Regions from separate parts of the Homo sapiens genome. Here region 2 is linked to region 1. A link is an interaction called in ENCODE POLR2A ChIA-PET data of the cell type or tissue named here. Cell type or tissue: PC-3. All regions are shown on one strand. Links, peaks and the distances in the headings refer to the core of each region. The heading gives the core; the rest is flanking DNA.

Region 1 (15,607 bases), core at 2,471-10,470:
GACATTCCTCTCTGATACCTCCCTTGATCTTCCAGGCAAATTAGGCTCTCTTCTCTCTGGCTCCCCTTGAACTTTGTACATACCTCCAACATAGTGATTTTCCCATTATATTATAATACCAGCTTTCTGTATGATACTCTATTCCCTAAGGACAGAGATTGTATCTCATTAACCTTGGTATCCTCAGCGTCACACGGAATGTGACAGACAGAAAACTTTCAAGTTTACTGAATATTTCCTATCTTTCTTTACCTTTTCCACTCTATTGTGGTCACTCTTACCCTAGAATAATGTAGATGTTCCTTGAATACCAACCAGGCTTCACTTCTGGGTCTTTGTTCTTGAATGGCCTTACCCCAGATGGTTCCCTCTGATAAACCAATTAGTCACTGCTCAGAAGTCACCTCATCAGAGAGGTTTTTCCTTCAATCCTGTATAATATAGTGCCTGGCAAGAAAAGGATGCCCTCTCTCACCACTCCTATTCAACATAGTATTGGAAGTTCTCAATCAGGCAAGAGAAAGAATAAAGGGTATTCAAACAGGAAAAGAGTAAGTCAAATTGTCTCTGTTTGCAGATGACATGATTGTATATTTAGAAAACCCCATCGTCTCAGCCCAAAATCTCCTTAAGCTGATAAGCAACTTCAGCAAAGACTCAGGATAGAAAATCAATGTGCAAAAATCACAAGAATTCCTATACACCAATTATAGACAAACAGAGAGCCAAATCATGAGTGAACTCCCATTCACAATTGCTACAAAGAGAATAAAATACCTAGGAATACAACTTACAAGGGATGTGAAGGACCTCTTCAAGGAGAACTACAAACCACTGCTCAAGGAAATAAGAGAGGACACAAACAAATGGAAAAACATTCCATGCTCATGGATAGGAAGAATCAATATCATAAAAATGACCATACTGCCCAAAGTAATTTATAGATTCAATGCTATTCCCATCAAGCTACCATTGACTTTCTTCACAGAATTAGAAAAAACTACTTTAAATTTCATATAGAACCAAAACAGAGCCCATATAGCCAAGACAATCCTAAGCAAAAAAAAAAAAAAAAAAAAAAGAAACAAAGCTGGAGGCATCACACTACCTGACTTCAAACTACACTACAAGCCCACAGTTACCAAAACAGCATGGTACTGGTACAAAAACAGATATAGAGACCAATGGAACAGAACGGAGGCCTCAGAAATAACACCACACATCTGCAAACATCTTTGACAAACCTGACAAGAACAAGCAATGGGGAAAGGATTCCCTATTTAATAAATGGTGTTGGGAAAACTGGCTAGCCATATGTAGAAAGCTGAAACTGGACCCCTTCCTTACAACTTATACAAAAATTAACTCAAGATGGATTAAAGACTTAAATGTAAGACCTAAAACCATAAAACCCTAGAAGAAAACCTAGGCAATACCATTCAGGACATAGGCATGGGCAAAGACTTCATGACTAAAACACCAAAAGCAAGGGCAACAGAAGCCAAAATTGACAAATGGGATCTAACTAAGCTAAAGAGCTTCTGCACAGCAAAAGAAACTATCATCAGAGTGAACAGGCAACCTACAGAATGGGAGAAAGTTTTTGCAATCTATCCATCTGACAAAGGGCTAATATCCAGAATCTACAAAGAACTTAAACAAATTTACAAGAAAAAAACAACCCCATCAAAAAGTGGACGAAGGATATAAACAGACACTTTTCAAAATAAGACATTTATGCAGCCAACAAACATGAAAAAAAGCTCATCATCACTGGTCATTAGAGAAATGCAAATCAGCCAGAGTGAGATACCATCTCCCACAAGTTAGAATGGTGATCATTAAAAAGTCAGGAAACAACAGATGCTGGAGAGGATGTGGAGAAACAGGAATGCTTTTACACTGTTGGTAGGAGTGTAAATTAGTTCAACCATTGTGGAAGACAGTGTGGCAACTCCTCAAGGATCTAGAACTAGAAGTACCATTTGACCCAGCAATCCCATTACTGGGTATACACCCAAAGGATTATGAATCATTCTACTATAAAGACACATGAACACATATGTGTATTGTGGCACTATTCACAATAGCAAAGATTTGGAACCAACCCAAATGTCCATCCATGATAGACTGGATAAAGAAAATTTGCACATATACACGATGGAATACTGCGCAGCTATAAAAAAGGATGAGCTCATGTCCTTTGCAGGGACATGAATGAAGCTGGAAACCATCATTCTCAGCAAATTATCACAAGAACAGAAAACCAAATACTACATGTTCTCACTCATAAGTGGGAGTTGAACAAGGAGAACACATGGACACAGGGAGCGGAACATCACACACCGGGGCCTGTCTGGGGGTCAGTGGACTAGGGGAGGGATGGCATTAGGAGAAATACCTAATGTAGGTGACGGGTTGATGGGTGCAGCAAACAATCATGGCACGTGTATACCTATGTAACAAAACTGCACGTTCTGCACACGTACCCCAGAACTTAAAGTATATATATATATATATATATATATATATATAGTGTGTGTGTGTGTGTGTGTGTGTATTTAAAAAAAGATACTTTCCTAATTAAAGATAGTTTCCTACCTTGAAAAATCTCTAATGCCAGCTACTAAAGTAACAATTTCTCACTTATCCACAGGGGTTATTTCTGGCCAGTGAGATGATGAATGACTGTTTTATGTTAATTTTTAATTTTATAGTATTCTCATGGGATTAAAATAATTCCGCTAACCACAAAAAAAAAAAAAATCAGGAAACAACAGATGCTGGAGAGAATGTGGAGAAACAGGAACAGTTTTACACTGTTGGTGGGAGTGTAAATTAGTTCAACCATTGTGGAAGACGGTGTGGCAATTCTTCAAGGATCTAGAACCAGAAATACCATTTGACCCAGTAATCCCATTATTGGGTAGATATCCAAAGGATTATAAATCATTGTACTATAAAGACACATGCACGCGTAAGTTTATTACAGCACTATTCACAATAGCAAAGACTTGGAACCAACTCAAATGCCCATCAGTGATAGACTGGATAAAGATAATGTGCCATATATACATCATGGAATACTATGCAGCCATAAAAAGGAATGAGTTAATGTCCTTTGCAGGGACATGGATGAAGCTGGAAACCATCATTCTCAGCAAACTAACACAAGAACAGAAAACCAAACACCACATGTTCTCACTCATAAGTGAGAGTTGAACAATGAGAATATATTGGCACACGGAGGGAATATCACACACCAGGGCCTGTCGGGGGGTTGGGGGCTGGGGAGGGATAGCATTAGGAGAAATACCTAATGTAGACAAGGGGTTGATGGGTGCAGCAAACCACCGTGGCACACCTATACCTATGTAACAAACCTGCATGTTCTGCACATGTATCCAATAACAAAGTATAATATAAAAATAAATTAAAATTTATATTTTATATATATTGAAATTATTTATATATTTTGAAATATATTATATATATTTATATATAAATATATATTATATATATATATATAAATATATATTATATATATTTATATATAATATATATAATATATATTTATATATAAATATATATTATATATATTTATATATAAAATATATATTTTATATATTCCACCAGAATATAAGCATCAACTGGGATCTAATTAAACTAAAAACTTCTGCACAGCCAAAGAAATAATCAGCAGAGTAAACAGACAACCCACAGAGTGGGAGAAAATATTTACAAACTATGCATCTGACAAAGGACTAACATCCAAAATCTACAGGGAACTCAAACAAATCAGCAAGAAAAAACAAATAATTCCAACCAAAAGTGGGTTAAGGACATGAATAGACAATTCTCAAAAGAAGATATACAAATGGCCAACAAACATATGAAAAAAAATGCTCAATATAACTAATTATCAGGGAAATGCAAATCAAAACCATAATGTGATACCACCTTACTCCTCCTACAATATGGCTATAATTTTTTTAAAAATCCAAAAATCAAAGATGTTGGCATGGATGTGGTGAAAGAGAACAATTTTACACTGTTGGTGGGAATGGAAACCTATGGAAAACAGTGTGGAGATTCCTCAAAGAACTAAAAGTAGATCTACCATTTGATCCAGCAAGCCTGCTCCTCAGTATCTACCCAGAGGAAAACAGGTCATTATACAAAAAATACACTTGTGCATGCATGTTTATAGCAGCACAATTCACAACTGCAAAAATATGGGACCAGCCTAAATGCCCATCAACCAACGAGTGGATAAAGAAAATGTATACACATATATACCATGGAATACTACTCAGCCATAAAAAAGAATGAAATAATGGCATTCACAGCAACCTGGATGAAGCTGGAGACCATCATTCTAAGTGAATTAACTCAGGAATGGAAAACCAAATATTGTATATTCTCACCTATAAAAGTGGGATTTAAGCTATGAGGATACAAAGGCATAAAAATGATATAATGGACTCTGGAGACTCAGGGGAGAACGGGTGCACCAAAATCTCAGAAATCACCCTAAAGAATGGACCCATGTAACAAAAACCTCTTGTTCCCCAAAAAATTATTGAACTAAAATAAAATAAAAGTCATTTTTTATAAAAGAATCTAAGTATCAAAAAGCCCAGGACTTTGTCTGAATTATTCAACAAATGAATAAAGATCTGATACATGTATAAATAAGTAAATGATGTTATTTATCACCTAAATATGACACTGTCTCTCTGACTTTAATTTTCCTTTCATCTGCTTATTTTTCTTCCCAAGCCATGAATATGGGACAAAAAAAAGGGATTAAGACACAAACACCAAGAATTGGCAAGTATAATGAGGCTGAACTTGAAAAATAACAATAGTTCAGGTAACCATATATTAAATTTGTCTCAAGAATTTATTTTATTTTCTCATTCATTTATTCAACAAATATTTACATCACGCCTATTATGAGTTCTTTTTGAAAATGCAATAACTGTCTCTTACATTTGTACCATTGTTTATAGTTTACAAGGTCCTTTCTGATACTTATTTTAACGTATCCTCATAAACAATTCTTTGAGGTAAGCAGGTCTTATGAGGAATGAGTCTTATGAGGAATGAGTTACCAGATTAAGGATCATTGGGTTGTAAAAATCTTGAGCTAGAAAGCATTCCATCGTTTTATTGTTGATACAACTATATACAGAAGCCCATTATCAATCTATTTATTTCACCACAGAGAGCTATAATACACCCATTGACCATCAGTACCAGTATATTAATTTTCACTTCTGGGATTTCCAGCCTACTCTTAGCTTCAATGTTAGTGTGAATATTTCATGGTAGAATGCACAAACTTTGAGGAAGGTGCAATGCTTTCCCTGTTTCTTCCACTTATGTTCAGGTTCTGCACATACTGTATGTTCTCCATAAATATTTATTGGTGAAGAGAACAGTTATTAATGTAAGAATCTCTCTATTCAGAAAATATCCAAGGAAACTGTGATAGCTGCTGGTTTCCAAAGATGGTCTTCCAATGAACTATGTCTCTCAGTATTCGGAATTTTGCATAATTCCTTCCCCTTGATCTGGACTGGCTCTGTGACTTGATTATAACCAACAGAACATGGTGGTGGGTTAAGCAATACTCATTTCATAGGGGGCATTTCTGGTCACATGATACTTAATGGTCCATGGTCAAATACTAGGATCCAGCAAAGAGCCAAGAGCTGTTTCTCAAAAAAAAAAAAAAAAAAAAAGAAAAAGAAAAAGAAAAAAAAAGAAAAAAGAAAAAAAAAGTTATCTGCAGAGTATGGCATGGCTTTGCTCCCAGATTCTAAAAGTCTGTTCTGGAATTTACCTAAGAGGCCTGCCAAAAGCTCAATAGGCACTTTAAGCACCACTGAATCAGATGTGTCATATGACCAAAGTGGCAGGGAAGCTTGCCACCCTCTCACAAGGGCTTGTCTTTCGCCAGGCCTTATTCAAAACTGGAAGCCTTTCAGATTACTCATTCAGCAAATAGGTTTAGACTATAACAACACACCCAAATAAGATATGTTGCCTCCAAAATCCAATGAGGCACACCAGAAATTGGGACTCTTTCTTTATGGTAGGAGAGACCAGATGTAGCATTGAACTTCACCTTGAAAGAGATATCTCAACTTTCCCCAGACCATGAAACCCCAAGAAAGTTCCTGAAGGAGCAAACTTCTAAATTTTTCTGGGATTTATTTCACAACCTCTTGCCTCTATGGGTCTTACCAAGGTGTCTAAAGTAGTTGCGATTTCCTGGTCCACCAGTGTAGAGGATCCATGTGGTGTGTTGTGAAATGAAGAGGCAATCAATTTCCTGTGGAATAGAATAGGCCAGGGTTGGAGAGTTGATATAACCCTGAGGTGAAACAAGGAGGGTACCTTGTTTCACCCTTCCAGATGAAAGAAAAATGCTTCTGATAGTCTCTACTAACATGTATATAGAGGAAAAAATGACTTCCCATATCAGTATTCATATATTAGATGTACATATATTGATTTACTATAGCAATGAAACCACATCTGGAACAGCAGCTGTGATTGTACTCACCACCTGATTAAGTTTACAATAATCCTTTGTCATTCTTCAAGATCCATCTGTCTTCTGCACAGGCCAGATAGTTGAGTTGAATGGAGGTGTGGTGAAAATCACCAGCCCTGCATCTTTTAAATCTTTTATAGAGGCACTAATCTCTACAAGTCTCTACAGAATGCAGTGCTGCTGTGGATTTACTAGTTTGGAATACAAAGGCAGTTCTAATGCCTTCTACTTGTCCTCACTCCTCAGATCAGATAATCAATGTAGTTATTCTGCCTTTCCTGAGTGTGCCTCCTTCAGTTAAGCATTCTAGAACTTGGGAAATAACCATGGGGTAAGTTCAGAGCTAACTGGATGCAATATGAGATGGACCTGAGCCAAAATACCATTAATCATTCAGCTTCAATAAACCCCTACTCTGGTAAATAGGCAATAGTAGCATATTGTGTCTCCAAGGACTGGTATCATTTCAGAGCCAATGTCCAGAAATCCCCCAAAGGTCTGGTTATTTACCCTTCCCAAATGCACTATGACCTTGGCAAATGGCTTTAGGTCTTTTCAGGGAAGGAAAGAAAGAGAAATTACAGTCTAAACTTTTGGAATGTAAATATAAATTAGAAAAAATCCTGCAGTCCTTTTGGCAGGCAGGGTACCTCATCATTTTGTTCCTGCCCTGATATGGGTTGCCAGGAGTTGAGTCTAGCTATAGGCATACAAACAGTGAAAGATGTTGGGGGTGAGTCTTGAGGGGTCTCAGCAATTTTCCACAGAGTAAGTCCTTACAGCCTTTTCAATCAAGGGAGGACTAAACTCCTCAGAGGGAAAGGCTGCTTCTGCTGGGAAAGGAGACAGGGCTTTCAAGGTTCTCAGCTTCCAAAGAATCTGCCTACATGTTGCCATCTCAATTTTCAGGGGAGGAAAGAAGGAGAAATTACAGTCTAAACTTTTGGAATGTAAATATAAATTAGAAAAATCCTGCAGCCCTTTTGGCAGGCATGGTACCTCATCATTTTGTTCCTGCCCTGATACAGCCTGCCAGCTCTGTCCCAATCAAAGCCCTAATTTTAACTGTAAGACCTTCAATTGAATTGATGTTCTAATCTAGCTAGCTGCAGGATCAGTCTTTGGGCTTGGTTTTTTGAAATATCAGATCTTGCAGCTATGAGAGATAAGAGTTTCTTTCAGAGTAGTCACAAAGACTTTTCAGTCCCTTGCCTGCATCTTGAACTGAACATTCAACACTCTGAGTTTATTTCTTTTTCTCCATATTCTCTGTGACACTTTGAAGCAACCCACAAACTCCAGTCCTCATACTCCTTACTTCCACTACATTGGTCTATGGCAGCATCTACCTGGTAATCTAACACCTTGCCTTCTATAAGCACTTGATATCAAGGACTACTGTGTCCCATTTACCATTGGCAGTATAGTCACTAATGCTTCATCGAATCAGAGAATCAACACCAAATTCCCATCCTTAAAATTCTATCTCTGGATTCACTTCCAACACCAATAGTTGTGTCAGTTAAGAGTCAGTCAGGGAAGCAGAACCACTGTGAATGATACAGAATATAGGAATAGTGGATTCGTTGTGGAATCAGACCTTACAAATGTGAGAGAAGCTAGAGAAGGAAAGGTCTGGAAGAAGGAGTCAGAAGATCAGAAAAAGGGTCATTAACCTGTCTATCTTATGCAGTAGCACAGATGGACCAGACAGGCTGGGGCTTGGGGGAAATCTAGGAAGCTAAACACTTTCAACCACCAAAGTGGGACTGTGAAGGGGAGCTCATGAAGAACTGTATGGAGAGTGGTTACCTGTCTGTAGCAACCACTTCTGTGGGTCCACAGCCAAGTAGTTGGTGATGGGTCTCGAGTCACTGTTGTTCAGCAGAGCCAAGAGTCAGAAAGATTCGCTGGATGCAGAGTGAAGGAAAGCAAGGACTATATGGGACCTACCAAGCATCTCTCCCTCTGTCCATCACTGTATGTGACCACAGTGACTTCCTAAGAGTAATAGTTACCACTTCTGTGTTCTAACTCTTTTCCCATTTCATCTCTTAGCCAATGCTAATACAGAGCGATACATGAAAGGGGATTCTGAGAAATGCAGTTGTCTGCTTAAGCAAGTTGACCAGCATAATCCAGCACAACTTCTAAATCTCAGAAGATAGCAAATGTGGGCAGAAAGAAAAGTACAGATGCTCCACGGGTTCACTGGTGATCTTTATGGCTGCAACTGACCTAGGATTTGGGAGATGCTTGGAGAGGGACAGAGGGGCACACAGGAACTTTCCTCTCAAATATGAGGATATCAATCTAGATCTACGAGGAGTCCTTTTGGAGATAAAAAGAAATTTATAGGAGATGATGAACAAAAGGCCCAATTTCTATATTAGACTGTCTCCCTGAATGAGGGTGAATACCAAGAGGAGACTGAGCCAAGGCCTCAGCCCTCTGAATTCTAAAATGTAGAGAACTTCATTCTGATCTATTTTATACAAATGGTGCTGGTCTCTCAGACAGTACCTTTTCCGATGAAAGAAAGAGAGAAACGAAGTAGAAGATTCGTAACCCAGCTCAGTAAAGAGGCTTACCTTTGCTCTTTGCTCACCATCATTCCCCCGCTCAAAGTCTCAGCTACCTGCCTCTGTGCAATAGCTACACAGTGCTCCTCAAGTATCTGCCTCCTGAACACAGAATTATAACTAACAAGTATTTAAAATTTATGTATTTGGTGCACATCTTTCAGTATGAGCTTTTTGGCACCAACTCTTACTGAATGCCAATATAAAAGTAAACAATTTGAAATTATTTTAAGTGATTATCAAAAATAACAGCATAAATTCTATGATGTGGACTTCAGCCACAGTCCCTTCCAGGGACTCTTCCAGGCAGACCAAAAGAGAAAAGCTGTCTGCAAAAGAAACTCAAAGTTCCCAGGACCAATAGCATACTTGAGTCAGATACAGCTCCTTAAAAGACAAGTAATTTTCAGAGGCCCTAGGGTAAACTAAATTAGTTTTAACATAATACTATTTAAACATGTAGAAACATAATATGATTTATAAACTCTATATGCTTATTGCTCTTATGCCAACAATTTAAAAATATAAATTAAACATTCACAAAGCTTCAAAACCACTACAACTTCAATAAATAATTTTAATTTAATGTAATGATAATACTTGGCTAAAACTAAATCACCAGGTTTTTTTCTTTCCACCTTTTATATTAGGTTTAGGTGGTACAGGTGCAGGTTTGTGGAATGGGTAAATATATGTCATGGGGGTTTGACAAGATACAGATTATTTCGTCACCCAAGTAATAAGCATAGTACCCAATAGGTAATTTTTCAATCTTCACTCTCCTCCTACCTTCCACCCTCAACTGGGCCCTGGTGTCTATTGTTCCCTTCTTTGTGTCCATGTGTACTCAATGTTTAACTCCCACTTATAAGTAAGAACATGCAGCCTTTGGTTTTCTGTTCCTGCATTAATTCACTTAGGATAAGAACTTCCAGCTCCATCCATGTTGCTGCAAAGGATGTGACTTTTTTCTTTTTTATGGCTGAGTAGTATTTCATGGTGTATATGTACCACATTTTCTTTATCCAGTTCATCATTTAAGTCACCAGTTTTGAGTTTAATAGATGAAAGATATATACGTGGTGCTGGGTTTTGCTTATTAACTTGATTCTTCTCATTTTGTACATAATTTTCATGCTTGTTTTCCTTTGTTTGAAACAAATTCATATTGAATTGTTAATTAATTCACTTGATGGGCCAATCAATTTACTGTGCACCAATAGTACAATACTGAAAGAAATATTTTTAACTTTTAATGAAGCATTCTTTACTATTGCTAATCAACTGTAGTACAGTGATTTATACAAAAGATGAGCTCTACACAGTACAGCCATGTGAATGGGGAATTTAGCACCAATCATTCATTGAGTTCCCCATGCTTACAGCATCTAACTTGTTATGATTCTATTTTCCAATGACTGTTTTATATTCAAATTACTTGACATTATTAGGCCTTCACTTAGTATTAAAGTAACTATTAGTATTAGCAAAGCAGGGCATCAAAATATTGTGACAGTGTTTGCTTATAGTTTTTCAGCCCCAACGTGAGTTAGTTGTGTTTTATGAGGGGTATGTACTCCTTATAATTTTGCATAATTTAAGGCTTATGTTTCCGTGGGGAACTGGTTCACAGAGCCCAAATACCTACAACTTTGTAGCACATTTCTGTTTTGATGCCGCTCTTTATTTTCTTAGCATTATCTACAATATTTAGCAACTGCTCTTTTCTAAATTAGTGGTAAAACACATCAAGGGAGTTGTTTGGCTTTTTCTGTGGGAGTGAATTATAGCTAACATCTGTGAAAAGTTATGTATCTGAATGCACATTTTCCAGCATGAGCTTTAGTACCAACTCCTAATGAATGCTAATATAAAAAGAAGTAAAACAATTTGAAATTATTTAAGTGATTATTAAACATAATAGCATAAAATAACCAAGATCTCTTATAGAAATGCTCATAAAGCAACAGGTGGAACATACCATACTAACAATGGCTGGTTCTTTCCATTAAAGCTGAAGTAGCTCCACCATGTGGCAGGAGTAAAAACAATCTACGATTCCTTTAGCTTGTTCACCAACTGAAATTACGCAAATCTCATTTAAGTTTGATGAGAACCACAAAATTACCCATTCTTCTCAGAATATATGGGCTATTAATTTTTATATCACATTACTTAAATTTCACATAATTTATGCTGCCCAACTACATGTTTTAGACTACCATTCCATTGAAAACACATTTTTAACTCCATAAAATTATGAAGACCCATGAAAATTCTAGAGATGCATATATTCCAAGTATAATAAATATCACAAATAACTTTTAAATTCAATTTTTAAATAATTCTTGTTACTATTATAATTTCCATACAGGTCTCAGAAGCATCTTAAAAGTAATGATAACTTTTTGTCTCTGTAAAAAGAATACTATTCAAAAAAGGACAAAAAGTTCATAAATGTGGAATACTAACTTTGTAACTAATATATAAAATACATGAGTTTTTTGATTCCTAAATTCTTCCAACAGAAATTCAAATAATGTAAAATATTGGTATCTTTAAGCCGTAACTTATTACCTTGTTAATTTCAAAACAGCATACTAGTAACCTGATCTTTAACATTAGTTGTTACCAAATTATAGTTTTTAAAAAATTTCCTAGGAAAGTACGCCATTTTTTGGGTATCGAACATCTCACCTCATAGGAATACGGGGATTGTTTTCCTTCCACTCTTTTGTATTTTCCAAATTTTCAATGTAATAAGCACATATTAATTTTATGATGAAATGAAATTTGTAAAAGAATAAATGTTAACATTAGAAGATAATTAACAAGTTATCTATCTCGAGTACAATATACAATACAAGGAAATTAATATACCACTTTACCCTGGTGGCAAGGAAAATAGGTGAGATATCTTTCCCATCACAACATAAAAATATATGTTAGTAAATATTCATATTGGAAAGGAATGTATTCTATGACCTAGCAATTACTGCGTCCCAGTCTTGGCATTACTCTTATTGTAAAAGAAAGCATGAACAAGCAGCAATTTTGGGGCCATAAAAAGTTGGAAATAACATAATCATATAGTAAAAAGTGATATCACAGGTTATAATAAGTCTATGTTCCATATATTAAAAATAATGACACGAATCTACATATAATGAAAAGAGAAGATTGCCAAAATGCATTATTGATTGAGAATGCAAGTTGCAGAATAATATATACAGTATTATGCTATTTATGTTGATAAAAATATTGTACAGTATAAACCCTAAATATTGCACAGCAAAAGGACTGTAAGTACATTGATGAATTCCCTGTTATTAGTACCTGTGGAAGAGGGAATTATATTGTGGGATGGGAGAACAGTCAGTGGAGAGTTTGGTTTTAATTGCAATGCTTTTATTTTTATAATAAGGATGTATTAGCATATTACTTGCATAATTAAACTTTGTTTTTTAGGTTTTCTTCTTCACCATCGTATATTTGCATGCATATACCTATGCAAATAACAAAGTCCACCTTTATTGGGGATTTGTGACTGGCATTTTTCTAAGCACTTTGTCATGTGTCATATATTGTATCATGTAAACTTATTATTAACCTTATGATGCTAATAATATTTTTCCCATTTCACAGATGACGAAACCAAGCCTCAGAGGAACTGAGTACATTGCCCAAATTCACCAAGCCCGTAAGGGTTACAATCAAACTTTGAATCCAGATATCTGTCTCAGAGTCCACAATCTTAACCAAAATTTTTTTTACAAATTCCCATGTAGAAGTGTGTACATCCACATACAGACGTACACACACACACATCCCTGCTGTCCAGCCTTTTCTCCCCCTGACACTTGAGTGCACAGGTCATTGGCATCTTCTCTCCATAACTTTCCACCATTGACAGAAATGTGTTTGCTCAAGGGATGAATTGAGGTGAAAACCTTACAACATTAGCTCTTTTGTAAAAAATCTGAGCAGATTTTTTATTTTGTATTTTGTTTTCCTGGTTACGCCTCTCCTTTTAAAGTTTTGAAAGGTGGCATTAATATCTATTTCTTTCCTGACTGCTCCATTTATTAGTTTCATTAGGATTAGTGAATTCTACTTGGTCTTTCCCCAATCCATTAATATTTTTTCCCTTCACTTAAAAACAAACAAACAAAAAAAAAAAACACTTGTTTTCCAAATGGCTTTGGGGTGGTAGTAGGATTTCCTGATGGCTAGAGGAAACTCCTCATGGCAGTATCTTGGTTGAGTAATTGGTCCTCGTCTGTATGTTCAAGAAGGTGAATGTTCTTAGTAAACCCAGAGGGGATCAGCCCATCAGAGGTAAGCTTCTGCTATGTAAATTGAGACGAGATTCAGGCTTAACCTCAAATACCAATGCATTTGCTCTTCTGGTCTCTCCCTTCTCCTCCTTATTATCATGATACTTTAAAAGCCAAATTACTGATAAGAAATTTGCTTGCTGAGAACATAGAAAGGTAAACGGCTCGAGAGAGGGGGTTGTACATTTTTCTTTAAATCTAAAAAACCACTATGAAGAATCCCAACCTCCCAACAAAAATTGCCTCTCTGTTAACTGGATTTTACCTGCATCCAGTTTTAACACCTCTCTCCTCTGGACAGTGCTGACACTGTCCTCCTGGGAATTATGACTTCCTTAGACACATAATGCTAGAGTCAAGTTGGAACTTAGATTCTTTTTCTTGCGGAAGTGGGAGGCATTGTGTCTTCTCCCTTCATGCATTAATTTAATTAGAAAAACATTCACTGTCTCTCACTATCAGCCTACAGATTCTCTATCTTCTCAGCCCGGTAAGAGCCTTATCACACTGAGATAAATGGTTCTCTTTGTTGTACCAAGGTGGTTCCTGAAGCATGGTAATGGGGAGGAGACACCTAGAGATCAAAGCAACTAATACAATCAACTCCAATCCAGCCCCAAACCAAGTCTTTCCACCAGCTATTCCTTTCATATCTAAATGTTGTCCTCTTCCTCTGCAGCAGGATAGAAAATCAATTTCTAAGTGTAAAGGCAGTAAACAAAATTTCAGAGATATATAGTATATGTAAGTTTGAGTGCATAAAGTTAAAAGATTCCCAAATATCTAAAAATGTTTGAATTAAAAAATCAGTATCAAATTAGTAAAAAAAAAAAAAATTAAAAAGGTATGTGAGCTGTATAACAGTCAAATGTTAATATGCTTAATATATTAAAAGTGTATATAAAAGGATAAGGACAACACTAGCCTGATGGATATATAGGCAAAATTCGGATACAAAAATTGTGTATAAATTACTAATGAATATTTGAAAAAAAACACTGAAAATTTTAAAATGCAATGAAGACAGCTATAATTCATATCAAGTTAACAACTATTTTTAAACAATCACAATCTAATGCTGATGAAATTCGGCATATTAAGAGCAATTACATTTTTACTGCTATGATTGCAAATTGATACAGTATAACAGTAGATTATTTGGCATTAGGTATCAACAGCTTTTAAAATAGTCATCCTCTTGACCCAAATATTGGAAATCTATCATTAAAAGGGTCTTCTGAGCAGATTTTATATAAGCAAAATGTTCATTAAATATTTTTCATACTTTCACGTAATTTGAAATAACATAACTATCCAACACTAGAGAAACAGTTAAGCAAATTGAGCAACATCTACCCAGTAGAATACTATGCCACCATTAAAAATTAGATTTTCAAGAGTTTTAAATTACATGGGGGAAAATAAAGTTAACAGAAAATTGAATGTACAAAACGGCCTCAACAATGTCAGAAAATATACTTAAGACCAAAGACTAAAAGGAAATATGCCAAAATGATGTAGTTATTGTCTCTGGGTAGTGAGATAATAGATTATTTCCTTCTTCCTCTTCTTTTTATAATTGTATGTAAACCACAATTTCTTCTTCAATGAAAACATATTTTTATAATGAGAAAAAATGATCTAATAACAGTATCTTTTAAATACAAGGTTATGTGCCCTGAAAACATTCCTAGTTTCCCTTAAAGTCATTTGTCTAACATAAGTGAATTTGTCTGAATCTCTCTAGAATACACATTCATATGCTCTACCCCAGGAGCAAGGAGTTCCTAAAATCTACTCCCTACTATGTAAAATAAAACTGCCTTTAATTTTTTCCTGAATTTGTTTCAGACTTCAAGTAGAGTTCTTTATTATTTCTGTTCAACAGCACAAACTACAAACATAATCTGTTTGGCAAACCATTTTTATTCAAAAGTATAATAATGCCTTGTTTTTCATCCTTCCAGAGGACCTAGTGGAAGAAAATGCCTAACATCAGGGAACAGTAGGAGCAGCCTAAATTGACCACAGAATTGTATTTGGCCACTGTCCTCAAAAAATTCAAGTGGATTCAGTAATCCTGAATACTTATGTACAACAAGCATTCCTACTATAATAGA
Region 2 (15,607 bases), core at 4,053-12,052, 130 kb before region 1:
TGCCTGGAGCCAGCTCCCACTTTCAACTTTCTTGGGGAAGTGGAGGACTGACTAGAGGCAGAAAGCTCTCATCCAGAACTCCCAGCAGTAGCCGGTTGAGACCATGGCGCAGCCAGAAGTCTCTAGTCAACAGTCGCCCATACCTCCTGGGTCCCGACCACAACTTTCTTGAAAGTGTAGCCCCAAAATTCTCCTTACCTCTGAATCTACTTCCTCTGATCCCTGCCTCCTAGGTACTAATGGTTCAGACTTTCATTTCCTCTAGCAAGTTGTATCTCCAAAGGGATCTAAGGAAGCTCTACACTGTGTCCTTAGGCACTTAGGCTATAACCCAGGGAGTCTTATCCCTGGTGTCCCTCCCAATTTAGGTATACGGCTCTCAACATGGGCTGTTATGTGGGACACATTCCCCACCACCCTTGTCAGGGCCCCAAGTTTGTAATGGCTAAGAGAGAGAGACAGAGAGAAGACAGAGAGAGAGAGAGATGGAGAGAGAGAGAGACAAAGATGGAGAGAGAGACAAAGAGGGAGTCAAAGAGAAAAAGATAGAAATAGAAAAAGAAAAGTGTGCCCTGTTCCTTTAAAAGCCAGGGTAAATTTAAAACCTGTAATTGATAATTGAAGGTCTTGTCCATGACCCTATAACACTCCAATACTTTTTTATTTACACTTTGTTGTCAGTGTAAATAAGGGCTTAGCCCGAAAGCACTGAGGCCACTGACAACCTGTAGCTTTCCTATCAAAAATCCTTAACCCAGTAACCCACGGATGGGCCAAATGCATTCAGTCAGTACCGGCAACTGCTTTGCTAAAAGCAGAAAAGTAACTTTTAGAGGAAACCTCATTGTGAGCACACCTCACCAGTTCAGAATTATTCTAAGTCAAAAAAGCAAAAAGGTAGCTTACTAACTCAAAAATCTTAAAGTATGGGGCTATTCTGTTAGAAAAGGGTAATGTAACTCCAACCTCTGATAATTCCCTTAACCTAGCAGATTTCCTAACAGGGGATTTAAATCTTAATTACCATACAAAGGTCCGACCAGACCTAGGAAGAACTCCCTTCAGGACAGGATGATAGATGGTTCCTCCCAAGTGACTGAGGAAAAAACCACAATGGGTATTCAGTAATTGATAAGGAGACTCTTGCGGAAGCAGAGTTAGAAAAATTGCCCAATAGTTGGTCTCCTCAAATGTGCGAGCTGTTTGCACTCAGCCAAGCCTTAAAGTAATTACAGAATCAAAAGACTATCTCAATCCTGACTCAAAAGGTTACCTACACCCTCTCTGAAATGAATTTGCATAAGAACTGTTGTTTATGGGAATGCATCTTGATGGGGCAGCTGGGTTGTTATGAAATACTCAGGAAACTAGCCCAGATCTAGGACTCACCCCTGAGAGCAAAGGCAATGTTGGGCATGCTGGTAAAGGACCGCTAGAATCCAGCAGCCAGGACCACTTTCTTTGTGGTCAAGAAAGGTGGGAAAACAGGTGCAGGACTGCTACACTGGTAAGCATAACTAATCCGATAAGCAGAGGTCCATGGGTGGTTACGCACCCTGGAAAGGAATAAGCATTAGGACTATAGAGGACACTCTAGGACTAATGCTCATCGGAAAATGACTAGGGGTACTGGCATCCCTATGTTCTTTTTTCAGATGGGAAATGTTCCCCCCAAGGCAGAAATGCCCCTAAGATGTATTCTGGAGAAATGGGACCAATCTGACCATCAGACACTAAGAAAGAAATGACTTATATTCTTCTGCAGTACCACCTGGCCACGATATCTTCTTCAAGGGGCAGAAACCTGGCCTCCTGAGGGAAGTATAAATTATAACACCATCTTACAGCTAGACCTCTTTTGTAGAAAAGAAGGCAAATGGAGTGAAGTGCCATATGTACAAACTTTCTTTTCATTAAGAGATAACTCCCAATTATGTAAAAAGTGTGATTTATGCCCTACAGGAAGCCCTCAGAGTCTACCTCCCTACCCCAGCAAGACCCCAACTCCTTCTCCAACTAATAAGGACCCCCCTTCAACCCAAATGGTCCAAAAGGAGATAGACAAAGGGGTAAACAATGAACCAAAGAGTGCCAATATTACACGATTATACTCGCTCCAAGCAGTGGGAGGAGAATTTGGCCCAGCCAGCGTGCATGTACCTTTTTCTCTCTCAGATTTAAAGCAAATTAAAATAGACCTAGGTAAATTCTCAGATAACCCTGATGGCTATATTGATGTTTTACTAGGGTTAGGACAATCCTTTGATCTGACATGGAGAGATATAATGTTACTGCTAAATCAGACACTAACCCCAAATGAAAAAAGTGCTGCCATAACAGCAGCCTGAGAGTTTGGCGAACTCTGGTATCTCAGTCAGGTCAATGATAGGATGACAACAGATGAAAGAGAATGATTCCCCACAGGCCAGCAGGCAGTTCCCAGTGTAGACCCTCATTAGGACACAGAATCAGAACTTGGAGATTGGTGCCACAGACATTTGCTAACTTGCGTGCTAGAAGGACTAAGGAAAACTAGGAAGAAGCCCATGAATTATTCAATGATGTCCCCTATAACACAGGGAAAGGAAGAAAATCCTACTGCCTTTCTGGAGAGACTAAGGGAAGGATTGAGGAAGCATACCTCCCTGTCACCTGACTCTATTAAAGGCCAACTAATCTTAAAGGATAAGTTTATCACTCAGTCAGCTGCAGACATTAAGAAAAAACTTCAAAAGTATGCCTTAGGCCCAGAGCAAAACTTAGAAACCCTACTGAACTTGGCAACCTCAGTTTTTTATAATAGAGATCAGGAAGAGCAGGGGAATGGGACAAATGGGATAAAAAAAAAAAAAAGGTGACTGCTTTAGTCGTGGCCCTCAGGCAAATGGACTTTGGAGGCTCCAGAAAAGGGAAAAGCTGAGCAAATTGAATGCCTAACAGGGCTTGCTTCTAGTGTGGTCTACAAGGACACTTTAAAAAAGATTGTCCAAGTAGAAACAAGCTGCCCCCTTGTCCATGCCCCTTATGTCAAGGGAATCACTGGAAGGCCAACTGCCCCAGGAGATGAAGGTCCTCTGAGTCAGAAGCCACTAACCAGATAATCCAGCAGCAGGACTGAGGATGCCCAGGGCAAGCGCCAGCCCATGCCATCACCCTCACAGAGCCCTGGGTATGCTTGACCATTGAGGGCCAGGAGGTTCACTGTCTCTTGGACACTGGTGTGGCCTTCTCAGTCTTACTCTCCTGTCCTGGACAACTGTCCTTCAGATCTGTCACTATCCGAGGGGTCCTAGGACAGCCAGTCACTAGATACTTCTCCCAGCCACTGAGTTGTGACTGGGGAACTTTACTCTTTTCACATGCTTTTCTAATTATGCGTGAAAGCCCCACTCCCTTGTTAGGGAGAGACATTCTAGCAAAAGCATGGGCCATTATACACCTGAACATAGCAGAAGGAACACCCATTTGTTGTCCCCTGCTTGAGAAAGGAATTAATCCTGAAGTCTAAGCAACAGAAGGACAATATAGACGAGCAAAGAATGCCCATCCTGTTCAAGTTAAACTAAAGGATTCCGCCTCCTTTCCCTACCAAAGGCAGTACCCCCTTAGACCCAAGGCCCAACAAGGACTCCAAAAAACTGTTAAGGACCTAAAAGCCCAAGGCCTAGTAAAACCATGCAGTAGCCCCTGCAGTACTCCAACTGTAGGAGTACAGAAACCCAACGGACAGTGGAGGTTAGTGCAAAATCTCAGGATTATCAATGAGACTGTTGTTCCTCTATACCCAGCTGAACCTAACCCTTATACTCTGCTTTCCCAAATACCAGAGGAAGCAGAGTGGTATATAGTCCTGGACCTTAAGGATGCCTTCTTCTGCATCCCTGTACATCCTGATTCCCAATTCCTGTTTGCCTTTGAAGATCCTTCAAACTCAACGTCTCAACTCACCTGGACTGTTTTACGCCAAGGGTTCAGGGATAGCCCCCATCTATTTGGCCAGGCATTAGCCCAAGATTTGAGCCAATTCTCATACCTGGACACTCTTGTCCTTTGGTATGTGGATGATTTACTTTTAGCCACCTGTTCAGAAACCTTGTGCCATCAAGCCACCCAAGTGCTCTTAAATTTCCTCACCACCTGTGGCTACAAGGTTTCCAAACCAAAGGCTCAGCTCTGCTCACAGCAGGTTAAATACTTAGGGCTAAAATTATCCAAAGGCTTGAGGGCCCTCAGTGAGGAACACATCCAGCCTATACTGGCTTATCCTCTTCCCAAAACCCTAAAGCAACTAAGAGGGTTCCTTGGCATAACAGGTTTCTACCGAATGTGGATTCCCAGGTACAGCAAAATAGGCAGATCATTATATACACTAATTAAAGAAACTCAGAAAGCCAATACCCATTTAGTAAGATGGACACCTGAAGCAGAAGCAGCTTTCCAGGCCCTAAAGAGGGCCCTAACCCAAGCCCCAGTGTTAAGCTTGCCAAGGGGCAAGACTTTTCTTTATATGTCACAGAAAAAACAGGAATAGCTCTAGGAGCCATCACACAAGTCTGAGGGACTAGCTTGCAACCCGTGGCATACCTGAGTAAAGAAATTGATGTAGTAGCAAAGGATTGGCTTCATTGTTTACAGGTAGTGGTGGCAGTAGCAGTCTTAGTGTCTGAAGTGGTTAAAATGATACAGGGAAGAGATCTTACTGTGTGGACATCTCATGATGTGAATGCCATACTCACTGCTAAAGGAGACTTGTGGCTGTCAGACAACCGTTTACTTAAATATCAGGCTCTATTACTTGAAGGGCCAGTGCTGCAACTGCGCACTTGTGTAACTCTTAACCCAGTCACATTTCTTCCAGACAATGAAGAAAAGATAGAACATAACTGCCAACAAGTAATTGCTCAAACCTATGCCGCTCGAGGGGACTTTTTAGAGGTTCCCTTGACTGATCCCCACCTCAACTTGTATACTGATGGAAGTTCCTTTGTAGAAAAAGGACTTCAAAAAGTGGGGTATGCAGTGGTCAGTGATAATGGAATACTTGAAAGTAATCCCCTCACTCCAGGAACTAGTGCTCAGCTGGCAGAACTAATAGCCCTCACTCGGGTACTAGAATCAGGAGAAGGAAAAAGGGTAAATATATATACAGACTCTAAGTGTGCTTACCTAGTCCTCCATGCCCATGCAGCAATATGGAGAGAAAGGGAATTCCTAACTTCCGAGGGAACACCTATCAAACATCAGGAAGCCATTAGGAAATTATTATTGGCTGTACAGAAACCTAAAGAGGTGGCAGTTTTACACTGCCGGGGTCATCAGAAAGGAAAGGAAAGGGAAATACAAGGGAGCCACCAAGTTGATATTGAAGTCAAAAGAGCCACAAGGCTGGACCCTCCATTAGAAATGCTTATAGGAGGACCCCTAGTATGGGGTAATCCCCTCCGGGAAGCCAAGCCCCAGTACTCAGCAGGAGAAATAGAATAGGGAACTTCATGAGGACATACTTCCCTCCCCTCCAGATGGCTAGCCACCAATAAAGGAAAAATACTTTTGCCTGCAGCTAACCAATAGAAATTACTTAAAACCCTTCATCAAACCTTCCACTTAGGCATTGATAGCACCCATGAGATGGCCAAATTATTATTTACTGGACCAGGCCTTTTCAAAACTATCAAGCAGATAGTCAGGGCCTGTAAAGTCTGCCAAAGAAATAATCCCCTGCACTGCAGGCCATACATTTCAATCCCTGTATCTTTAACCTCCTTCTTAAATTTGTCTCTTCCAGAATCAAAGCTGTAAAATTACAAATAGTTCTTCAAATGGAGCCACAGATGCAGTCCATGACTAAGATCCACCACAGACCCCTGGACCAGCCTGCTAGCCCACGCTCCAATGTTAATGACATCGAAGGCACCCCCTCCTGAGGAAATCTCAACTGCACAACCCCTACTACGCCCCAATTCAGCAGAAAGCAGTTAGAGTGGTCATCAGCCAACCTCCCCAACAGCACTTGGGTTTTCCTGTTGAGAGGCGGGACTGAGAGACAGGACTAGCTGGATTTCCTAGACTGACTAACAATCCCTAAGCCTAGCTGGGAAGGTGACTGCTTCCACCTTTAAACACGGGACTTGCAACTTAGCTCACACCTGACCAATCAGGTAGGAAAGAGAGCTCACTAAAATGCTAATTAGGCTAAAACAGGAGGTAAAGAAACAGCCAATCATCTATCACCTGAGAACACAATGGGAGGGACAATGATCAGGATATAAACCCAGGTATTCGAGCTGGCAACGGCTACCCTCTTTGGGTCCCCTCCCTTTGTATGGGAGCTCTGTTTTTACTCTATTTCACTCTATTAAATCTTGCAACTGCACTCTTCTGGTCCATGTTTGTTACGGCTGGAGCTGAGCTTTCGCTCACCATCCACCACTGCTGTTTGCTGCCGTCGCAGACCTGCCGCTGACTTCCATCCCTCCAGATCCGGCAGGGTGTCTGCTGTGCTCCTGATCCAGTGAGGCACCCGTTGCTACTCCCGATCGGGCTAAAGGCTTGCCATTGTTCCTGCATGGCTAAGTGCCTGGGTTCATCCTAATCGAGCTGAACAGTAGTCACTGGGTTCCACAGTTCTCTTCCATGACCCATGGCTTCTAATAGAGCTATAACACTCACCACATGGCCCAAGATTCCATTCCTTGGAATCCGTGAGGCCAAGAACCCCAGGTCAGAGAACACGAGGCTTACCACCATCTTGGAAGTGGCCCACCGCCATTTTGGAAGTGGCTTGCCACCATCTTAGGAGCTCTGGGAGCAAGGAACCCCTGGTAACAAAACCTGATGTTTGTTCTCTACTAAGGAATAAAACAGGCATACATGTGAGATAACTATAAAGAGTCAGGACATGATAGAGGTCTGCACACTATATCAGAAGCCCTGTTTCCAGCTCTGTGGCTGCAGCATCGCACAACTCCAGTGCTCTGCCTGAGGCTGGCTGTGCATGCAGAGCTGAGCCCTAGGTTTTGGCAGGACAAGACATGTTTTATTCAGGGAGATGAGAAGGCCTGTCAACATGTACTGCCCCACCTGCTGCGGCCAACTGTGGCCTCCATCTTCCCCAGTAGGCAGGGATGGACTGAGGGAGGAAAGACACCTGGGGCACATCTGAAAGATGCTTTGGGCCGGGGACAAAAAAGAAGTGATAGAAACCAGGCTGTGCTTTTTATTGCTGTCAGGACAATTTTCTTAAGACATGGGGGTTTCTTTTTTTTTTCTTTTTTTTTTTTTGAGACGGAGTCTCACACTGTCGCCCAGGCTGCAGTGCAGTGGCGTGATCTCAGCTAACTGCAAGCTCCACCTCCTGGGTTCACGCCATTCTCCTGGCTTAGCCTCCTGAGTAGCTGGGACTACAGGCGCCCACCACCATGCCCGGCTAATTTTTTGTATTTTTTAGTAGAGATGGGGTTTCACTGTGTTAGCCAGGATGGTCTCGATCTCCTGACCTCATGATCCGCCAACCTCAGCCTCCCAAAGTGCTGGGATTACAGGCATGAGCCACCGCGCCCGGACAGGACATGGGGGTTTCTAAACAAGGCTCTTCAGTATCAGCTCATTGTGAGTCACAGATCAGATCTGCCCAGTTCTCTTTTGCTGTTGACATTGTTGTTTCCTCTGCAGGATTCAGCAGTACTGAAAGGGTTATTCAGTCCCAACATGGGATCTTTACACAAGAAGGGGAGCTTGTGAAATGCAAGTACTTTGCAAATAGCTCAACTTATTTTCTTTCTTGTTTTGGGCAGCATTCCAGTGAGGAAATATTTCACCTGATTTCTCAGAGTTTAGGAGCATCCAGGAACGCAAGGAATAAAAAATGTTCTGTGAACCTGCAAATAGCTGCCAACACTGTCATTCTCACCATTTCAGTTATGAGACCAAAAGACTCAGGAAACAGTTTCTGTGCACTCAAGACATCTACAGTAAGAGGAACAATAAAAGTTGTAGTTAAAAAAAACAAAAAACAAAATACTCAGAGCTTGTACCCCAGACTCATCTGCCACAGGGACTGGGAGAGATCCACGGGCCCTAAACTGAAAAAATGTGAGCCTGTGGACAGCATTCATGAAGTATGGACAGGAAACAGGTAACTGTTGCAAGAAAAACCCTCTCAAACTGCATTCATTGAGCAGTGCTTTCAATCCACAGTCCTTAAATTGACTTTCTCCTTCAAATTTTAGCAGGTAACAAAACAGTACTTTATTTTAATCTAATTATTTTTCTTTTTTCTTTAACTTTTTATTTGATATATTTCAAAATATAAAATAATACTGCTTATTGTAATAGATGAAGTAATAAAAAGTTTTATAAAGAAAAAGTTAATTCTCACTCATCTGCTCCCTACTGAAGTAAATAATATTAATAACCTGATAAGTGTCCTTTCCCACTATTCTTTCTGCTTATATAAATATAGGCAAAAATCCCTCCTAGTGGAACAAATCTGCTTGGGGTTTTTTTTGTTTTGTTTTGGTTTGGTTTTCTGAGCCGGAGTCTCGCTCTGTTGCCCAGGCTGGAGCGCAGTGGCATGATCTCGGCTCACTGCAACCTCTGCCTCCTGGGTTCCCACCATTCTCCTGCCTCAGCCTCCCAAGTAGCTGGGACTACAGGTGCCCGTCACCACGCTCAGCTAATTTTTTGTAGTTTTAATAGAGACGGGGTTTCACCTTGTTAGCCAGGATGGTCTTGATCTCCTGACCTCGTGATCCGCCCGCCTTGGCCTCCCAAAGTGCTGGGATTACAGGCGTGAGCCACCACTCCCGGCCACAAATCTGTTAATAAATGTGTGACCAATTGGAATTTTTCCTCTGAATCGCCTTTTACATCTTTGTCCATTTTTCTTTTAGGTTATATATTTCTCACTTAAAAATGCATGCTAGAGATGTCAAAAATTTTTTTTATTTCTCCAGTCTATTGTTTGTCTTCTGATTTTGTTTATAGCACGTAGCATGGTATCCTTTGCCTCTAAATATACTCTAAACTGTATATAGTTAAATATGCCTGTCTTCTTTATATCTTCTGCATTTCTACCATACTTAAAAATAGTACAGGTTTATATAAATATTCCCAGATTCTTAGACAACAGTTTTATCATTTTGCTTTTTACAATAAAATCTTTCAACCATCTGGAAACTGTTTTTATATATGAAATCTATTTTCCACTATTGAAATGTCTTTGTCATATTTTATGTTTCTTAAACATAATCAAATTATATACATCCATATTAAGAACTTTACCAGTATCCAAACATTACAGAATAATGTAAGAATCACAGTGGAACTGGGTGCTGGTGAAAATAATCACTGAATTCTCCAGTGCCAGTTTGAAAGGAGAAATTATTAGCCATTCCACTGGGGTGAGAAAGGCCAATGAGTTTGACTGATGTTAACCAAAGAGAGATTAAAGGATGGACTAAAAGTATAAAGGGGTGACATCTTGGGGAAATGCAAGTCTTGTGCAGAGAGAGGAAGATGTTTAACTTATCCTACTCAACTCCTTTCCTATATGACCGGAGGTGCCTAGTCCAGCTTCCACCCACTCCACTAAGTTGAGGAATAGCTATCATCACATGTCTGGAAGATAATCAGCTTCTGAACTGGCAGAGCGTCTCTGGTTCTTGTGGCAAAGACATAAAATGTGGGAGAAAGTAGAGAAAAAGAAAGTGTGGTAGCCTGCATTCCCACCTTTTATTGAGGCAATTTTTCATGTACTAGTGGTTTTAATGAATCTGTATAGGTCTGAACCAACTTGAACCTGAACCTACCCTGCCTCCAAACAGCTGTCACTTAGGGGAAGGCTCTAGCACAGGAGGCTGTGGATTGACCCATGTGTGAACTGGAGGAGGAGGAGGAGGTTGAGCTTGAGAACGATCACCACTCCAGGAAATCACGCAGATGAAGGGCCCTGTAGCCCCCTGAAGAAAACACTAGCACACCGTTGTGAGAAAGCACACATTTGGATTTCTGCCACCAAGAGGGAATCCATGGCCAGGAAGAGATAAGAACCAACAGGAAGGAGAAGGAACCTCTCCATCAGAACCCTGAGAAATTCACATAAGGAAACAGCATCTGAGCAACCAAGAAGACAAGGCCCCTCAGCCCAGGAGAGGCTGAAAAGAGAGTCCTTTATTTCTCCCACCACTCTGCCCAACAGCTGAGGGTTGACATGGGGTGAAGTCTGAAAGAATAGCACATCTACCTGTCAGTGGAGCTCCCAGAGTCTTCCTGCTGGGTGTGGGTGGAGGGTAGAGCTTTGACTCTAAAATACTAATTAAGTTCAAAATGAATACACACATAGTTGGAACAAAACTGCTTTAGTAACTAAAAGAGAAAGGATAACCTGTTTCCCAGTGGAAAAGAGATGATTGATAAGTGAAAAAAAAATGAAAACAATTTCACACTCACATTTATCTCATGACTTGAAATGCTCTAGTCAGCACAGTAATATCTGGATCTCTTTGGGTATTTTCTATTAAATGTTCCGCTTATTGGCTTAATCCTTCACTTATATCATATTGTTTTGTTTAGAGTAGTTTAGAGTAAGTTTTTATGTCATAAAAAAACTGATCTTAATATTCCTTTTCAAGAATGCAGTTGAAAGTTCCTAGATATTTGTTCTCTCTTATGCATTTCATCTTGTTCAAACAAATGGCATTCTGACTGTAACTACTTTGGAAAGTTTAACATTTTAGGACATTATATTTTTCCACAAAAGAAAAATCCATCTATTTAGGTCTTATTTTAAAAGTAAATTTTGCATGTTTGTTTGTTTCTTACATACCTTCCACTTTCTTTTTTTTTGAGACAGGATCTTGCTCTGCAGCCTAGGCTGGAGTGCAGTGGTACAATCATGGCTCACTGCAGCACAGACCTCCCAGGCTCAAATGATCCTCCCACTTCAGCCTCTAAAGTAGCTGGGATTATAGGCATCCACCATGCCTGACTAATTTTGTTTTTTAGAGATGGCGTCTCACTGTGTTGCCCAGGCTGGTCTTGAACTCCTGGCCTCAAGCAATTCTCCTGCCTTGACCTTCCAAAGTGCAGGGATTACAGGTGTGAGCCACTGCACCTGGCCAGATTTCTGCTTTTCTTATTAAATCAATTGCTAAATATTGTATCATCTGTGTTGCATTATTACTGAAATTTTTCTTCATTTAGAGAAATTTATTCCATATAAGGAAAAATTACTAATTTTTAATATTTGCTTAATAGCCAACAATTTTTGTTACTTGTTGATTTTTAGCAGTACTATGACCAAAGTGGCACATGTACATGTTTATTTTTTAAATTCCTGAATAGTACAGAAAAGTCTGTATTACAAATCTGGTTTCTTATTTCTCTCCAACTTTCAATCCTTGTCCATAAATATTTACACTTTTAAGTCTGGATCTTCTAGCAGTGAGCTCCATATTTCTAAATAATATGTTTTAACTACTTCTTGCAACATACATTTTATTCTTTTATTTTATTTACTTATTTTTTTAGATGGAGTCTCACACTGTCACCCTGGCTGGAGTGCAATGGCATGATCTGGGCTCACTGCAATCTCTGCCTCCGGGGTTCAAGCGATTCTCCTGTCTCAGCCTCCCGAGTAGCTGGGATTATAGGCATGTGCCACCACATCCAGCTAATTTTTGTACTTTTAGTAGAGACGGGGTTTCTCCTCGATGGCCAGGTTTGTCTCGAACTCCTAGCCCCAACTGATCCACCCGCCTTGGCTGCCCAGAGTGTTGGGATTACAGGCATGAGCCAACGTGCCTGGCTGCAACATGAATTATAGGTGTTACCTGTTGACTTTCGTTTTGTTTTTTAAATAGACTTAATTTTTTAAAGCAATTTTAGGTTCACGGAAAAATTAAGCAGAAAGTAGAGAGTTTCCCATATACTTCCAGGCCTCACATATCCACAGGCTCCCATGCTATGGACATCTTCCACCAGAGTGATAACATTTGTTCCACTGATGAAGCTACATTGACGTATTATTATTACCCACAGTCCATAGATTACATTAGGGTTCTCTAGTGGTGTTGTACGTTACATGGGTCTGGACAAATATATAATGACGTGTAGCCGCCATTACAGTCTCATACAGGTTGTTTCACTGCCCCAAAATCCTCTGTGCTCTGCCCGTTCACTCCTCCCTCCCCCCAGCTCCTGACAACCACTGATCTTGTTACTGTTTCCATGGTGTTGACTATTCCAAAATGTCATATACTTAGAGTCATAACAGTATATAGCCTTTTTAGATTGGCGTCTTTCACTTAGCAATAGGCATTTCAGATTTTTCCATGTGTTTCATGGCTTGATACCTCATGTCTTTTGAGTGCTAAATAATATTCTGTTGTCTGGATGTACCACAGTTTATTTACCTATTGAAGGACATCTTGGCCACTTCCAAGTTTGGGCAATTATGAAGGAAGCTGCTATAAATTCATGCACATTTTGAACTCATTTGCTTAAATAAGAAAGAGCATAATTTCTGGATCATATGCAAAGAATATGTTTAGCTTTGTGAGAAACTGCCAGTTTTCTTCCAAAATGGCTGTACCATTTTGCATTCCCACCAGCAAGGAAGGAGAATTCCTGTTGCTCCACACCCTCACTGGCATTTGGTATCGTCCGTGTTTTGGATTTTTGCCATTCTATCTGGTGTGGAGAGGTCGCTCATTGTTGTAATTTGCAATTCCCTAGTGACATTTGCATGGAGGGTATCTTTTCATGTGCTTATTTGTCATTTATGTACATTTTTAATACGTTTCACTTTGGGGGTCATTTAGCCTTCACCTGGCAAAACAAACAAATGAAAATTTACACATAATTCTGTGAATTAATTTTTAAAAACTTCATAAACCTCACCTTTATCCACTTTTATTCTTACTTATATTTACCTAGTCAGACTTTTCAGAACTTTTTCCAAGTTGTCAGAACATATTTAAAATAATAAAATTAAAATAGGAGGAATTTTTGCCTGTCACCTTTGCTCTTCTCTCTTTTCCCTCATCCACTCCCACACCTTTTCTTCTTTAGTTTCCTTCCCCAACCATTCCAAACACTCATTATGCCCAAGCCTCTTTGGACACTTCGATCAAAATTTTCTCCTCTATATCATCCGGAGGAAATGCACCGTTTGCTCAGGGACACTTAGCTCACCTGCTTCCCACGTTTTCTCTCGGTCTCCACTTGTGTCTGGACTGAGTGTTGCTGACCACCACAGCATCAAAGAGCCTGTGAGACCACTGGATGCAGTCTGGGGGTCAGTGACCTCAGAGGAAATACCTTCAGTGTCCCACGGGCTCTGCAGGTCAGTGCACTCAGAGTGAGCTTCCTCACACTTTGCTGGGGAAAGTGTCCAGTAGCTTCAATAATCTCATGACCAAAAGACTGAAGAGAGGGGAGAAGACATCCGAGTTCACATTTTCAGGCAATAGTAGCTGACATTTCCTGAATGATCCTTGTGTGTCAGGCACCTTAGGTCCGTTCATGACTTACCACATGTTTCTGTATGACAGCACCATGGGGAAGCTTCTGTAATTAATTCCTATTGGATAGGTTGCTGCTGATGGAAGTGGGGTCTCCAAATCCTCTATCCCAGAGTCTGTGCTGTTCTGCAGACTGAATATGCTTTCTCCCCACCCCTTCCTCAGGCTTTGGCAAAGGAGACCTCTGAAAAATGGCACTTAGTATATTATTGACTTTTGTTTTTTAATTGGCTTTTGGACTAATGAGGTCAGTATAATGTGTGAAACCAAACTAGAAGGCAGTGCTGGTAAGTTTGTTGAGTCTCTGACAAATATTTGGATTCTGAGCAATTCAAACATCCAGGCAACTTTAAAAGGTCTTCTTCCTCTGAGACTCATAGTGACTTATACAAATAAAAATAAAAGATTAGTAATAATAGTAGTTCATCAAACACTGCATTTACTTATATTTTCTCAAATACTATTTTCTTTTTTTTGAGGCAGAGTCACTCTGTTGCCCAGGCTGGATTGCAGTGATGCAATCTTGACTCACTGCAACCTCTGCCTCTTGGGTTCAAGCGATTCTCCTGCCTCAATCTCCTGAGTAGCTGGGATTATAGGCATCTGCCACCAGGCCTGGCTAATTTTTGTATTTTTAGTAGAGACAGGGTTTCACCCTGTTGTCCAGGCTGGTCTTGAACTCCTGTGATCACCCACCTCGGCCTCCCAAAGTGCTCAAGTGATCACCCACCTCGGCCTCCCAAAGTGCTGGGATTTCAGGTGTGAGCCACCATGCCCAGCTTCGAATACTATTTTCTACCATACCATTTAAATGTCATTCAAATTTAATATTTTCCACAAATTTTGAAAGAAGGCAATCAGGCAAATTTCATCTCAGTCAAATAATCCCTAAAGTTACACATGCTGTGGCTGTACCTTTCTCAACTTTGTTTCCCTTCATCCAGTTAAGACTTGGTTGTGCAGAGTTAGGGGCTCCGCAGGTGATGACATGATCAAAGGCCCTGACCCTTGTCACAAGAGTACTCACTAAGAATAAAAGTGTTTGACATCCTCTCAGCAACTCTGATGTGTAATCCCACCAGCAATTAGTGTTTTTCTTTCTCCGCGTTGATTACAGATAGTTTGCTTTTCCCTGTATGACTGCAAAGGTGTGTATATTTGAATGTATGTCTGTATGTTGTTTGGGTTGCAGGGAAGGAAGGAGTAGAAAAAGGAATAAGAGGTGGCTGTGATTGGCTGGTCGCTCTGAATGCAAATAACTCTATGCTTTTCACCTTTAGTGAATATATAAATGTCTCAGGATAGGAGCGATAATAAATAATGCCAAAGATCTTCCTTAGTGGTCCTGTGGCTTCATTGAAGGCATACATTGAAATGTTTCTAGCCAGGTGCAGTGGCTTACACCTGTAATCCCAGCACTTTGGGAGGCCGAGGCAGGTGGATCACAAGGTCAGGAGTTCAAGACCAGCCTGGCCAAGATGGTGAAACCCCAACTCTACTAAAAATACAAAAAATTAGCCGGGCAAGGTGGCACGTGCCTGTAATCCCAGATACTCCAGAGGCTGAGACAGAGAATTGCTTAAACCTGGAGAGGCGGAGGTTGCAGTGAGCCGAGATCGTGCCACTGCACTCCAGCCTGGGTGACAGAGCGAGACTCCGTCTCAAAAAAAAAAAAAGAAAGAAAGAAAGAAAGAAATGTTTCTGAACAGGGGAAAAGCCAAATGCAATGGGCATTCCCGAAAGACTGAAGAAAGAATACGTGCAAGTTGATTCTTCTGGGGTTTCCAGGAAAGTTGGGAAAAGAAAATGAATCATTTAAAAAGTGGAGAGCTGATGCCTGGCCCTCTGTACTTGTTTCTCTCAGGGAAGAAAGGCAGCAGAAAGTAGAGCAGTGTCCCAGTCCACACGTGTCCAGGGAAGAGAGGCTTCTATTTTTAACTGCAGTTACACAAGACTGTTGGCTTTTATGTTTCAGACGCAGTGCTGTGAAAGACCATGTCCTTGTAGTTTTCATTATTTCAGAGGTAAAATGGAAAGCAGGAGTAAGAGCCCCAATCATTAAGAACACGGCTTAGCTCTCTGCA

The links. Peaks named below come from ENCODE experiments on the same cell type or tissue, not always from the same donor. Only the 100,000 strongest peaks of a DNase experiment are listed, where the experiment ranks them.
Region 2: POLR2A ChIA-PET joins it to region 1 with 10 read pairs; 1 of 35 experiments calls an interaction of 5 or more read pairs at or near these places.

The regions. Positions count from the first base shown.
Region 1 is chr14:22,364,351-22,379,957 of GRCh38, forward strand. It overlaps TRD-AS1 (TRD antisense RNA 1), which reads right to left. Exons shown (of 5, transcript NR_148361.1): 5 at 15,055-15,607. It also overlaps TRA. Among named protein-coding and RNA genes, the nearest start is that of TRD-AS1, 110 kb to the right of the region's middle. In PC-3, for the core only: no CTCF peak of the experiment used is centred there; a DNase peak (open chromatin) is centred at 5,941; H3K27ac peaks cover 1,074 bases.
Region 2 is chr14:22,237,360-22,252,966 of GRCh38, forward strand. It overlaps TRA. Among named protein-coding and RNA genes, the nearest start is that of TRD-AS1, 240 kb to the right of the region's middle. In PC-3, for the core only: no CTCF peak of the experiment used is centred there; a DNase peak (open chromatin) is centred at 7,662; H3K27ac peaks cover 545 bases.